2 separate regions of the Homo sapiens genome follow, and region 1 is linked to region 2. Evidence: chromatin loops called from intact Hi-C (ENCODE). Cell type or tissue: ovary. All regions are shown on one strand. Links, peaks and the distances in the headings refer to the core of each region. The heading gives the core; the rest is flanking DNA.

What was found. Peaks named below come from ENCODE experiments on the same cell type or tissue, not always from the same donor. Only the 100,000 strongest peaks of a DNase experiment are listed, where the experiment ranks them.
Region 1: a loop joins it to region 2, with 2.9 times the contacts of the local background. A loop is called at or near these places in 4 of 110 quality-filtered maps.

What each region holds. Positions count from the first base shown.
Region 1 is chr16:31,195,075-31,197,988 of GRCh38, forward strand. No RefSeq gene overlaps it. Among named protein-coding and RNA genes, the nearest start is that of PYCARD-AS1, 5.4 kb to the right of the region's middle. In ovary, for the core only: no CTCF peak of the experiment used is centred there; a DNase peak (open chromatin) is centred at 1,459.
Region 2 is chr16:31,513,270-31,516,183 of GRCh38, forward strand. No RefSeq gene overlaps it. Among named protein-coding and RNA genes, the nearest start is that of RUSF1-DT, 6.3 kb to the left of the region's middle. In ovary, for the core only: no CTCF peak of the experiment used is centred there; no DNase peak of the experiment used is centred there.

The DNA of each region.
Region 1 (2,914 bases), core at 318-2,817, 320 kb before region 2:
GCAGTGGCTTACCAGAACTCATTTCTTGCATCTGAAGTGTTGTACCCTTTGTCTCCCTGCTTACCCATACCTCCAAGCCTCTGGTAACCCCCATTCTACTTTCAGTTTCCGAGTTTGACTTTCTAGATTCCGTGTATAAGTTCATGCAGTCTTTCTGTGGCTTATTTTAGCATAATGTCTTCTAGATTTATCGATTCACCCATGTTACAAATAACGGTTTCCTTTTAAAAAGCTGAATAGCATTCTGTTGTGTCTACATACCACATTTAAAAATCCATCCGTTAATTGGGCACTTGGGTTGCTTGCATATCTTGGCTAGTGTGAATAACGCTGCATTGGGTGGGAGTGCAGACATCTCTGACGTACAGATTTCTTTTTTCTTTTTTGGAGACAGAGTCTTGCCCTGCCACCCAGGCTGGAGTGCAGTGGTAGGATCTTGGCTCACTGCAACCTCTGCCTTCCAGATTCAAGTGATTCTCCTGCCTTAGCCTCCCAGGTAGCTGGGATTACAGGTGTGCACCACCATGCCCAGCTAACTCTTGTATTTTTAGTAGAGATGGGGTTTCTCCATGTTGGCCAGGCTGGTCTCAGTGGGCCCCAGCGATCCTTCCGCCTCGGGCTCCTGAATGACTGGGACTACAGGTGTGCTACTGCACCTGGCTATTTTGAAATAATTTGACTTAGAAGAATATTTCTACAATTGTGTTCACCTTCTTATGCAAATACAATCTTCAGTGGCGCTGGCATATACAAGCTGAGAAAGTATTGTCAAGTGGGTTGTGCCAGCACATCTGACCAGGATTTTTTGTTGTAGAAATATTGGATCCTCACCTGAGGCCAGGAGTTTGAGACCAGCCTGGCTAACATGGTGAAACTCCGACTCTACTAAAAATACAAAAATTAGCTGGGCGTGGTGGCAGGTGCCTGCAGTCCCAGCTGCTCGGGAGGTTGAGGCAGGAGAATCGCTTGAACCCAGGAGGCGGAGGTTGCGGTGAGCCGAGATCGCGCCGCTGCACTCTAGCCTGGGCAATGAAGTGAGACTCTGTCTCAAAAAACGAAGTATTAGATCCTCAATCTCAAGGTATTCTAAGAAATTTTGGAGACCATTGAGTCTAAAATTCCCAGTATCTTTGAGGCAGGAACAGACTTGGAGAATGTAGTTTATGAGCAGGAGTTTGGAGCTGGAAGAAATACTGCTTTCTGTTGGTGGTTAATGCTGTCAGCTCCTTGGATTGTGGCTTTAGCCCTAAATATTGGGGCAGTAGAGACTCTTACCTGGAAAACAATTGAGGGCCACCCATGTTAGCGGCAAGAGGCAGAGGAAAGCTTGGATGGTTGGGCTGAAGATGGTGGATGTGCTGTCCCTGTGAGAGTGCTGATGCTGGACTCTGGAGCCAACGACAAAGTGTTTGAGCAAGCAGGGTCCAAGCAAGGGCAGTCGAGGGCCGGATGAAGTGGGCAGGAACCGAGTTTCCCAGGTGACATCCTGCCTGTGCTCATCACGCCGAGGGGTGTTGCACAATCACACCGATTCTTTGTCACTACTGAGTGCAGTGTTCTTAAGAATGGGGACCTGGCAGCTGGGTGCGATGGCTTGTGCCTGTAATCCCAACACTTTGGGAGGCTGAAGTAGGCAGATCACGAGGTCAGGAGTTTGAGACCAGCCTGGCCAACATAGTGAACCCTGTCTCTACTAAAAATACAAAAAATTAGCCAGGCCTGGTGGCAGGCACCTGTAATTCCAGCTACTCGAGAGGCTGAGGCAGGAGAATCGCTTGAAACCGGGAGGTGGAGGTTGCAGTGACCCAAGATCGTGCCATTGCCCCCTGGCCTGGGCGACAGTGCGAGACTCTCAAAAAAATAAGTAAATAAATAAAAGGAGACCTAGGCTTGTTGTGCTTGTTTTTTGGTTTTGATTTTCCAGAGTTTGAGGGAAAGTTGACCCATCCTGTTTATTGTGCCCTTGAGGAGGAAACAAGGCAAATCCCTACTCTTGTGGGCAGGGGTGCGCAAACCTGTCAGTCTGAGATGGCTAGAACCACATCCTCTATAACTTGAGGGGGATAATCTATCTATCTATCTATCTATACCTATATATATACACACACACACACAGATTAAAAAAAATATATATATATACAGAGGAATCCTCCCTTACCTATGGTTTCATCTTACACAGTTTCAGTACAGTATAATAATCTCCTGTGCTTAATTTATAAATTGAACTTTATAATTTGTCAACATATGGATTCTAGCTCAGTAGGTCCAGGTGGGGCTCAAGATACGCATTTCAGGCCAGGTGCGGTGGCTCATTCCTGTAATCCCAGCACTTTGGGAGGCCGAGGTGGGAGGATCACTTGAGCCCAGGAGTTGAGACTAACCTGGGTAACAGCAACATTTTGTCTACCAGAATTTTAAAAAATTGGGCGCGGTGGCTCACACCTGTAATCCCAGCACTTCGGGAGGCCAAGGTGGGCAGCTTGGCCAACATGGTGAAAGCCCACCTCTACTAAAAGTACAAAATTTAGGCAGGTGTGGTGGCATGCACCTGTAATCCCAGCTACTTGGGAGGCTGAGGCAGGAGAATTGCTTGAACCTGGGAGGTGGAGGTTGCAGTGAGCTGAGATCATGCAACTGCACTCAAGCCTGGGTGACAGAATGAGACTCCATCTCAAAAAAAAAAAAGTGTGGTGGCATGTACCTGTGGTCCCAGCTGGAGAGGTTGAGGCTGCAGTGAGCTGTGTTCCCACCACTGCACTCCAGCCCGCAGGCCTGGGAAACAGAACAAGACTGTCCCCCTGCCCTCCCCGCAAAGCATTTCTGACAGGCTTTCTGGTGATAATGATGCTGTTGGTTCAACACCTCTCAGAGTAACGTTCTAGAGTTTGGCAGAGTCAAATTATTTCTGAAGGGG
Region 2 (2,914 bases), core at 198-2,697:
AGTCTGCCAACATTCTGCATTTATGAGAAACAGTTTGTGGTTTACTCATACAGCCTCCAGTGGTATACTGAGTTGATCATGACCCTCATTCTTTCGGCCTGTAACATTTCTCTCTCATGAGGTCTCTTGAAAGCCTGCGCCTAAATCCTGTCATTTGATAGTGCAACTGTCTCTTGTTATAGTTGGGGAATTGGTTCCAGGACCCTGGAGTATACGCAAACCTGCACACACTCGTCTTGCAGTTGGCTCTGCATATATGTGGCTTTTGCAACCCTCTGTTACTGTATTTGCTTTTTTTTTTTTTTTTAGATGGAGTTTCGCTCTTGTTGCCCAGGCTGGAGTGCAGTGGCACAATCTCAGCTCACTGCAACCTCCGCCTCCTGAGTTCAAGTGATTCTCCTACCTCAGCCTCCCAAGTAGCTGGGATTACGGGCATGTGCCACCATGTCTGGCTAATTTTTGTATTTTTAGTAGAGACGGAGTTTCACCATGTTGGCCAGGCTGGTCTCGAAGTCCTGACCCCACATGATCCACTCGCCTCGGCCTCCCAAAGTGCTGGGATTATAGGCATGAGCCACTGCGCCCGGCCTGCTGTATTTTCTTTCCTTTTCCTTTTATTATTTAACTGAATAAGAAAAAATGTTGGTATCCTTTCTTTTCTTCTTGCTCTGTTCTCCCCTCTCTCCCTCCCTTCCTTCTTTTCCTTTCCTGCCTCCCTCCCTTCCTTCCTTTCCTCCTTCCCTTCTTTTTCCCTTCCTTCCTCCCTCCCTTCCTCCCTTCCTCCCTTCTTCCTTTCCTCTTTTTGGAGATAGTTTCACTCTGTCACCAGGCTGGGTGCAGGGGTGTGACCATGGCTCACTGCAGCCTTGACCTCCTGGGCTCAAGTGATCCTACCATCTCACTGCCTGAGTAGCTAGAATTACAGGTGCATGCTACCACTTCCAGCCATTACTATATTTTTGATCTATATTTGGTTGAAAGAAATCTACATTATAAGTGGACCTGCCCAGTTCAAACCCGTGTTGTTCAAAGATCACCGGTATATCAAGCATGGGGCAGAATACTCCAAGCTCTCAGCCCCTTGACTTTCCCCTAGTTGATTTCGCCCCTTCCAATCCTGCCTCCTGTAGTCACTCTCCACACAGCTTCCAACTCTCTGGTTTACAGCCTCTCAGTGGGCTGGGCACAGTGGCTCATGCCTGTAATCCCAGCACTTTGGGAGGCTGAGGTGAGTGGATCACTTGAGGTCAGGAGTTTGAGACCAGCCTGGCCAACATGGTAAAACCCCATCTCTATTGAAAATATAAAAATTAGCCAGGCGTGGTGGCACTAGCCTGTAATCCCAGCTACTTGGAAGACTGAGGCAGGAGAATCACTTGAACCTGGGGGGCAGAGGTTGCAGTGAGCCGAAATTGTCCCACTGCACTCCAGCCTGGGTGACAGAACGAGACTCTGTCTCAAAAACAACAACAACAAAAACACCTCACAGTGGCTTATCATTACTTTTATGGAAGGAGATTGCAACATTCTCCTCCAAACCCTTCAATGGCTTTTCTTCATACTTGAAAATAAAACCCGAACTTTTTGTCAGAGCAAACAAAACTCTGCAGATCCGGCCCTGCCTGATCTCTTGAACCTCACCCCTGCCACTCATCCTGTCTCTTCCCCTAACGATCATAAGATCCAGGAACACTAATCTATTTCCAGGGCTTTGTGTCAGTGCCTGGCACAAGGTAGGGTCCAAATACCCATTTGTGGAAAGAATAAATTTTTATTTTTTAAAAAATAGAGATGGGGAGGCCGGGTATGGTGGCTCATGTCTGTAATCCCTGCACTTCGGGTGATCGAGGCAGGTGGATCACCACCTGAGGTCAGGAGTTTGAGACCAGCCTGGCCAACATGGTGAAACTCCGTCTCTAATAAAAATACAGAAATTGGCTGGATGTGGTGGTACGCATGCCTGTGGGCCCAGCTACTTGGGAGGCTGAGGCAGGAGAATCACGTGACCTGGGAGGCAGAGGCTGCAGTGAGCCGAGATCATGCCACTGCACTCCAGCCTGGGTGACACAGCCAGACTCCATCTCAAAAAAAAAAAATTATTTCAATGTCAGAATTGTTAGATATATTAAAACACAAGTCTATTATGTAAAAGGAAAACTCAAGGTACGGAAAATTATTCACTGAATTAAGTGTTACTAAGATGAGTATTGAGCCGAAGAATGGCTTTAGGACGTTTTTCAAGGCAGAGTAAATATTATCAAATAATTTACTTAAGAAAACTACTGAAGTCCATGATTTTTGTTCTAATATGAAAACCTAAGGTCATCAAGATACCTTGACCGCTCATCCCCTGACTTCATGGTCTTTTCATCATTCTCAGAGACCAGATGTTTCCTGTCACCACACATCACAGTCTCCATTAGGTACTTTGTATGTCCAGAGCAGGTTAAAGCTTTATATTTAATACTTTTGAAAAAGAATAAGATAATTTAATCAGCTATATCTTATACATTATCACAGGCATGAAGGAATTGTAGAAATGCTTCCACTCATCCTGACAATGTTCTGACTTGTGGAATTGACAGAACAACTAGTGAATTAATTTCCAAATTAAACTACAAAACTTTAAAAAACCCATTATTCCCATTTTACGGGTAAGGAGATCTTAGACAAGAAAGATTAACAAAAACAGATTTTTGGGGCCAGGCATGGTGGCTCAGGCCCATAATCCCTGCACTTTGGGAGGCCGAGGTGGGTGGCTCTCTTGAGGTCAGGAGTTCGAGACCAACCAGGGCAAAATAGTGAAATCATTTTGTATTTCCCTATGAAAAATACAAAAAATATTAGCTAGGCGTGTTGGTGCATGCCTGTAATCCCAGCTACTCAGGCGGGTGAGACACAAGAAACCTTTGAA